Linked DNA regions of Homo sapiens: region 1 is linked to region 2. Evidence: read pairs that join two places in POLR2A ChIA-PET (ENCODE). Cell type or tissue: MCF 10A. All regions are shown on one strand. Each heading gives the region's core, and the rest is flanking DNA. Links, peaks and the distances in the headings are about the cores only. Region 1 overlaps TMPO (thymopoietin). Region 2 has its middle 63 kb from the start of TRD-GTC1-1.

The links. Peaks named below come from ENCODE experiments on the same cell type or tissue, not always from the same donor. Only the 100,000 strongest peaks of a DNase experiment are listed, where the experiment ranks them.
Region 1: POLR2A ChIA-PET joins it to region 2 with 6 read pairs; 4 of 35 experiments call an interaction of 5 or more read pairs at or near these places.

Annotation. Positions count from the first base shown.
Region 1 is chr12:98,530,231-98,534,629 of GRCh38, forward strand. TMPO (thymopoietin) reads left to right here. Exons shown (of 9, transcript NM_001032283.3): 3 at 1,450-1,608. Among named protein-coding and RNA genes, the nearest start is that of TMPO-AS1, 16 kb to the left of the region's middle. In MCF 10A, for the core only: a CTCF peak has its summit at 2,681 (motif pointing left); a DNase peak (open chromatin) is centred at 2,671.
Region 2 is chr12:98,438,444-98,442,842 of GRCh38, forward strand. No RefSeq gene overlaps it. Among named protein-coding and RNA genes, the nearest start is that of TRD-GTC1-1, 63 kb to the right of the region's middle. In MCF 10A, for the core only: no CTCF peak of the experiment used is centred there; a DNase peak (open chromatin) is centred at 1,778.

The DNA of each region.
Region 1 (4,399 bases), core at 260-4,259, 92 kb after region 2:
GGAGGCAAAGGTGGGAGGATTGCTTAAGCCCACAAGTTCAGGGTTGCAGTGAGCTATGATCGCACCACTGCAGTGCAGCCTGGGCAACAGAGCAAGACCTTGTCTCAAAAAAAAAAAAAGAAATTCCAAAAGGGAGACACTGAAAAATGTGTGTTATAATATCAGCCTACATTAAATTATATGTTGATGTATGACCTGTTCATCTTAAGGCTATTTATATAACATTTCTGGACACATGTTGCTTCTAAAAAATATCCATTATCATTTTGCTCATCTTACCAGGAGTTAAGGAAAGATAATACAGTTAATGTAAAACAAAATCTATTTTGGTTTTAAACTGTCACTGATGTTCAAATGTATTAAGAATTTGTAATCAATTTTGCTTTGTGATATGTGTTTTCCATAAAAGGTCATTTTAACTGCAAAGTTGTTATATTTAAATCTGATTTATAGAACTTTTCTTTTCCCCATAACTGAATACAGGCATATTAATGTCTTAGAGTTGTGGAAATTTAATCATAGTTATTTTTCATAGAGGTACAATCCGCTTACATGTGATTTTTCTACCTTGGCAAGTACTATTACGTAGTAGTAGAGAAAATAAATGCAAGACTTCAGTCAAAAATAGTCATACATGGCTTTTCAGTAGATGGTCTATAGAAAGGCCTGTATTAACCTACTATGTATTTCATGCTATTAAAAGAAATGTCATTTCCCAAAAAACCACCTGTTGTAAAAAGAGTGCATTATATAGTTGTGTGGAATGCAATGGTGCGATATCAGCTCACCGCAACCTCCATCTCCTGGGTTCAGTTCTCCTGCCTCAGCTTCCTGAGTGGCTGGGATTACAGGCGCCCACCACCAGGCCCAGCTAATTTTTTGTATTTGTGGTAGAGACTGGGTTTCACCATGTTGGTCAGGCTTGTCTTGAACTGCTGACCTTAGGTGATCCACCCGCCTTGGCCTCTGGAGGTGCTGGGATTACAGGCATCAGCCACCACGTCCTTTTTTTTTTTTTTTTTTTTTTTAAGACAGCATCTTACTTCCTCTCCCAGCTGGACAGTGGTGCGATCTCAGCTCACTGCAACCTCTGCCTTCCAATTTCAAGTGATTCTCCTGTCTCAGCCTCCCAAGTAGCTGGGATCACAGGCGTGTGCCACCATGCCCGGCTAATTTTTGTATTTTTAGTAGAGATAGTTTCCCTGTGTTGGCCAGGCTGGTCTCGAACTCCTGACCTCAAGTAATGTACCCGCCTCAGCCTCCCAAAGTGGTGGGTTTACAGTCGTGAGCCACTATGTCTGGCCGCATTATATGGTATTTTTTTTTTTAAGAACTTGAGTTTAGAAAAATAAAGGGTGAAAATAGCTTAAAATGTTGCTGAAGATAGTGTCTGAGCTGCATCCTAAATGAAACAATACAGGTACTAAAGCAAGTTCTGCCTTAATCCAGGAACAACCAGGAAGCTATATGAGAAAAAGCTTTTGAAACTGAGGGAACAAGGAACAGAATCAAGATCTTCTACTCCTCTGCCAACAATTTCTTCTTCAGCAGAAAATACAAGGCAGAATGGAAGTAATGATTCTGACAGATACAGTGACAATGAAGAAGGTAAAATTTTAAATGATGTTAATCAAATGTATGGAATTTTTTCACACTCAAAATTCAGTGACCATGAAGAAAGTAAAATTTAAAACAATATTGGCAAGATACACAAATTTTATTCGTGTCATTAGAGTAATTCTGTAATTTGATTTAAATACTTTTTATTGAAAATTCTAAGAAGCAACATAGTACAAATTCATAATTTTCCATCACCTGAAATTGCAAGTTAACTTTGTCTTTTTTGCTACAAATCTCATTTTTCTGAGAGAATAAAGTATTACAAGTAAAGGCAAAGTTTCTCGTACTTACCTGTACCTATCACCTCCACAGAAGTAACTACTATTATTAATTCAATGCCTGTCTTTCAAGTTTTATATTTCACATACACATCTGTCTAATACATGGTATTATTTTATACTTTAAGAATAAAAAATTTATATAAACAGTATGCTAAATCTTATCACTTGCTTTTTCTTACTCCATTATTTTTGAAATCTAATCCTGTTAATTACATATCTGTTTATTCTTCATAATTAATACATAGTGGTAGCATTTAAATATGGCATATTTTCTCTGTTCTCTATTGATAGGCATTTAAATTGTTCGCAGTTTTTGTTAATCTGACCTCAGGGCAACTTTAAAGCAAATATTTTGACTATATTTTTAGTAGACTGTATAGTATCTTAAAATTTGATCATGATGTTTAAATATTTTTTAAGGATAGTATGTGAAATAAATGTCCTTTAAAAATTATAAATACAACTTGATTTTTGTAAACTTTTAATTAATATGACTTGTGATTATTTATTTTGATCCAGATTGTTTATATCTCAATAAGCTTTGTCTACCAGGGCAAATCTGGCAGATTAGTTCAGAATATGAAATTATAGTCTTTTCCTTTGACAGCACTATTTTTAGCAAAGAGGCAAAGAATAAAATCAGCTCAAACACAGGTAATGCTTAAACTTCCTGCCTCTTTTGCCTCTACAGGAAAGAAGAAAGAACACAAGAAAGTGAAGTCCACTAGGGATATTGTTCCTTTTTCTGAACTTGGAACTACTCCCTCTGGTGGTGGATTTTTTCAGGGTATTTCTTTTCCTGAAATCTCCACCCGTCCTCCTTTGGGCAGTACCGAACTACAGGCAGCTAAGAAAGTACATACTTCTAAGGGAGACCTACCTAGGGAGCCTCTTGTTGCCACAAACTTGCCTGGCAGGGGACAGTTGCAGAAGTTAGCCTCTGAAAGGAATTTGTTTATTTCATGCAAGTCTAGCCATGATAGGTGTTTAGAGAAAAGTTCTTCGTCATCTTCTCAGCCTGAACACAGTGCCATGTTGGTCTCTACTGCAGCTTCTCCTTCACTGATTAAAGAAACCACCACTGGTTACTATAAAGACATAGTAGAAAATATTTGCGGTAGAGAGAAAAGTGGAATTCAACCATTATGTCCTGAGAGGTCCCATATTTCAGATCAATCGCCTCTCTCCAGTAAAAGGAAAGCACTAGAAGAGTCTGAGAGCTCACAACTAATTTCTCCGCCACTTGCCCAGGCAATCAGAGATTATGTCAATTCTCTGTTGGTCCAGGGTGGGGTAGGTAGTTTGCCTGGAACTTCTAACTCTATGCCCCCACTGGATGTAGAAAACATACAGAAGAGAATTGATCAGTCTAAGTTTCAAGAAACTGAATTCCTGTCTCCTCCAAGAAAAGTCCCTAGACTGAGTGAGAAGTCAGTGGAGGAAAGGGATTCAGGTTCCTTTGTGGCATTTCAGAACATACCTGGATCCGAACTGATGTCTTCTTTTGCCAAAACTGTTGTCTCTCATTCACTCACTACCTTAGGTCTAGAAGTGGCTAAGCAATCACAGCATGATAAAATAGATGCCTCAGAACTATCTTTTCCCTTCCATGAATCTATTTTAAAAGTAATTGAAGAAGAATGGCAGCAAGTTGACAGGCAGCTGCCTTCACTGGCATGCAAATATCCAGTTTCTTCCAGGGAGGCAACACAGATATTATCAGTTCCAAAAGTAGATGATGAAATCCTAGGGTTTATTTCTGAAGCCACTCCACTAGGAGGTATTCAAGCAGCCTCCACTGAGTCTTGCAATCAGCAGTTGGACTTAGCACTCTGTAGAGCATATGAAGCTGCAGCATCAGCATTGCAGATTGCAACTCACACTGCCTTTGTAGCTAAGGCTATGCAGGCAGACATTAGTCAAGCTGCACAGATTCTTAGCTCAGATCCTAGTCGTACCCACCAAGCGCTTGGGATTCTGAGCAAAACATATGATGCAGCCTCATATATTTGTGAAGCTGCATTTGATGAAGTGAAGATGGCTGCCCATACCATGGGAAATGCCACTGTAGGTCGTCGATACCTCTGGCTGAAGGATTGCAAAATTAATTTAGCTTCTAAGAATAAGCTGGCTTCCACTCCCTTTAAAGGTGGAACATTATTTGGAGGAGAAGTATGCAAAGTAATTAAAAAGCGTGGAAATAAACACTAGTAAAATTAAGGACAAAAAGACATCTATCTTATCTTTCAGGTACTTTATGCCAACATTTTCTTTTCTGTTAAGGTTGTTTTAGTTTCCAGATAGGGCTAATTACAAAATGTTAAGCTTCTACCCATCAAATTACAGTATAAAAGTAATTGCCTGTGTAGAACTACTTGTCTTTTCTAAAGATTTGCGTAGATAGGAAGCCTGGTACAAACAATTTAACGCTTTCTAGATCACATATTAGTCTCTAAGTTGTTTTCTGTTTCCTGCTTTACTTATGTTTTTACAATTCT
Region 2 (4,399 bases), core at 90-4,089:
AAGAATGAAAACTCATTAAACATTTCTATTAAAAACTTCAGGCCAGGCACCGTGGCTCATATGTGTATTCCCAGTGCTTTGGCAGGCCAGGGTAGGGGGATTGCTTAAGGCCAGGAGTCCAACACCAGCCTGGGCAACATAGCAAGACCCCATCACTACAAAAAACTTAAAATTAGCTTGGTATGGTGGTGCATTCTTGCAGTCCTAGCCACTCAGGAGGCTGAGGCAGAAGGATCTCTTGAGCCTAGGAGTTTGAGGTTATAGTGAGCTATGATCAGACCACTGCACTCCAGCCTGGGCAATTGAATGAGACCCTGTCCCTGAAAATAAAAGGAAAGAAAAAAAAATACTTCAATCGTGTACTCAGTGCAGTCTCAGCCTGGTGTGGTGACCTACAGCATGGGAAGGAGGAACTGTCTGCTCTTCTTCCAACTCTTTCACATGGCTCCCTCTTGCTCTGCTGTGTCTGGGCTCTCCAGGGTCCAGTCAGGGAGCAGGGGGATTAAGGGAAGAAGGGCAAATATATCTTTGTGGCAGATGCTCTTGTAATACAGTATACCATGGCCTTGCAGTAGGAGGAGCCCAGATGCTGGCTCTCTCCAATGGGAAGCATTTGTGGGGCTTTTGAAGGCTCTCTGTGGGGACCATCTGGCTGAAAAACTCCCTTCAAAGTCAGTGCACTCTCCCACTTCTCCCAGAAGTTTCTTTTTTTTTTTGAGACAGAGTCTCCTTCTGTTGCCCAGGCTGGAGTACAGTGGTGCAATCTCAGCTCACTGCAACCTCCTCCTCCCAGGTTCAAGAGATTCTCCTGCCTCAGCCTCCCGAGTAGCTGGGATTACAGACATGCGCCATCACACCCAGCTAACTTTTGTATTTTTAGTAGAGATAGGGTTTTGTCATGTTGGCCAGGCTGGTTTCAAACTCCTGACCTCAAGTGACCACCCACCTTGGCCTCCCAAAGTGCTGGGATTACAGGCATGAGCCACCATGCCCAGCCTTCTCCCAGAAGTTTCTTGCAAATTTCTCAGCTCCTGCTCAGAAGTACAGCATATAACAGCTCATTGCTGGAGTCCCTTCACCCCATAGGCAGCACTTCTGATTCAAGGCCAGCTGTTTTCCATTGTAGTGCCTCGGAAACGCATGCCCTCACCACTACAAATTCTGGCTGTGTAAACAGGTTCCACTATGACCCTCTCATTTAGGATTCCCTGGTGGTTTCAACCAACACCCACCCCCCCAAATTCCAGACTCACCAGGCAGGAAGCAAACCCTAGTTTCCATTCATTTATGTCCCTAAATGCCGGAAGACACAAACCCACTCCTTCATAATCTCTCCTCCTCCACTCTACTCCAATCCCAGGACACCACAGGAGCCCTGAACTCTCTCAAGAGTTTCCCCAGAGGAAGAGAACAGGAAATGCCATGACACTATCCCTACCCCAAGGCCACTTTCTAATCCCCTTCCTCCTTTTCAGCTGGAGGATATGACTGAGGTTGATAATCACCATACTAGTTTTGCTGTCGCTTCATAATTTCTGCATGGATATGTCTGTGCTAATATCCTATTCAGAAATCTGGGGATAATTATCACCTCTTGCTCTCAACTTTGGGGATTCAGATAAAATTTCAAGACACCATGAAAAGTCCCATTTGATATTCTGTTACACTTAAAACACACCATGACGCTTTCCATATGAGCTCTCCGCCCTCGTCAGGGCTGTCTGCAGATGACACAATGGGAAACAGAGAAGCTGTGACTATTGGCAGAGTACTGCGTCTGGGCTGCTGAGATAAGACTTTTGGAAAGATTCAAACCACAGGCTTTTGCAATAGTTACACAATCACTTCCACCCCACCCTCAAGCTGAATGTCTTCCAGAAAGCAGAACATTCTTTAGGAGGTGATTATATAACTAAAACAGAAAAGGTTGTAACTGATGTGTGGGAATATCATTTAAGGGTTTGAAAATATATCAAATCAGAATGAAACACTTAATTAGGACAGGATAGCTTTTTATAGTTAAAGGTGATGCTGTAGAGAGGGGATTTAAATCATTCTGAATTACCCAAGGACTACCTTATGGAAACTACAGGGAAGCCAGTTTGGGACTCAAAAATATGCATTCATTCATTCACTCATTCATTCACTGAGTTCCTGCAAGGCTTCAGGCTCTGAGTTGGGGCTGATGTTGACGCAATGGTTAAGATTTGTTCCCTGCCCTCAAAAGAACTCAAAGAAAATCTCCATAACAGAATAAGGTGCCACCAGAGAAGAAATCATTATTCGAAAAAGATACTTGCACACGCATGTTTATAGCAGTACAATTTACAACTGCAAAATCGTGGAACCACCCCAAATGCCCATCAATTGATGAGTGGATAAAGAAACTGTGGTATATATATATATATATATATATATATATATATATATATATATATATATATATATATATGATGGAATACTATGCAGCCATAAAAAGGAATGAATTAACAGCATTTGCAGTCACCTGGATGAGACTGGAGACTAATACTTTAAGTGAAGTAACTCGGGAATGGAAAACCAAACATCGTAAGTTCTCACCGATATGTGGGAGCTAAGCTATGAGGATGCAAAGGCATAAGAACGATACAATGGACTTTGACGACTTGTGGGAAGACAGAGAGGGGTGAGGGATAAAAGACTACCACTATGGTGCAGTGTATACTGCTTGGGTGATGGGTGCACCAAAATCACACAAATCACCCCAAAGAATTTACTCATGGCCGGGCGTGGTGGCTCACGCCTGTAACCCCAGCACTTTGGGAGGCCAAGGTAGGCAGATCACCTGGGGTCAGGAGTTTGAGACCAGCCTGGCCAACATGGTGAAACTCCGTCTCTACTAAAAATACAAAAATTAGCCAGGTGTGGTGGCGGATACCTGTAATCCCAGCTACTCAGGAGGCTGAGGCAGAAGAATCACTTGAACCCAGGAGGCAGAGGTTGCGGTGAGCCGAGACCGCACCATTGCACTCTGGCCTGGGCAACAAGAGTGAAATTCCATCTCAAAAAAAATTTAAAAAGAGAACTTAGTCACATAAGCAAATACCACCTGTATTCCAATAACTTATGGAAAATTTTTGAAAATTAAAAAAGAAAAAGAAAAAAATTTTTTTAATCATTAAAAAAACTCATTTACATATTTTTTTAAAAAATAAGTACTGAGATCCCCTAAGGATCTGCCATATATGTATCCTGGAAGACCAATGAAGAGGGAGGATTCAAGTTCAAAGAGCAGGAGAAGAGAAGCAGTGAAACAACTGATCTTTAGGGTGCCTTCTATCCTTGCAAACCTGAGGCTCTGTTTGTGCTCTGGAACGCTCAGACATAAGCCATGATGTCCTGCTGGCTATGTGCTGAAGGAGCTGACTTGGTCCGTTGGATGTTTGCTGCACAGGAGGTTTTTGCAGAGTAGGACTGGCTAGGTTAAAAAAAAAAAAAGAAAGAAAGGAAAAAAAATAGCTCTCAACTTCTAGCTCCTCCTACCTAGCTAATCCCAGAGCATCTAGCAAGTGAGACAAGAGGTAGAGAGTGGGGCTGGGCATGATGGCTCATGCCTGTAATCCCAGCACTTTGAGAGGCTGAGGCGGGTGGATCACCTGAGGTCGGAGTTCACAACCAGCCTGGCCAACATGGTGAAACCCTGTCTCTACTAAAAATACAAAAAAAATGAGCCAGGCATGGTGGTGGGTGCCTGTAATCCCAGCTACTAGGGAGACGAGGCAGGAGAATTGCTTGAACCCGGGAGGCAGAGGTTGCAGTGAGCCAAGATCGCGCCATTGCACTCCAGCCTGGGCAATAAGAGCAAAACTCAGTCTCAAAAACAAACCAACAAACAAAAAAAGGTGGAGAGTGGAAGAAAAAGGCAGATCTTACCTCCTCCTTTCCTACTTCAAGCCTCTGGGAGAACATGGGAGGAGAGGTTTATAATTAGAGATGTGATTAAAGTTTTTATTTTGATTAAATAAAATTAATTTCAGACAGGCAATAGAACCAACAGTGCATAGTCCAACATCAGAGGTGTGTTCACTAAAATGCAGAGGACAATCAGTAACAGGAGTTCCATCAAGCAGACCTCATGCAGGCAGAGGGAATTCAGGTAGCTGGTGAGGAACGGAAATGCTTAAAAATGGTCTACATGTGCTTGCACTGAAACACACAACAAGGGACAAAGATTTGTGAAATGTGTCCAACAATGCTAAATGAGACTTTTCCTGCCTCTACATTGTGACTAAGAGAGTAAGATCTGGACACATCAAGAAATCCACCTCCAGCCTAGAGCCTATATATAAGAAAGAGTGAGGACAACAAAGTTGTCAATCCGTGGTATAAAAAAACATGCTGTTGGCCGGGGGCAGTGGCT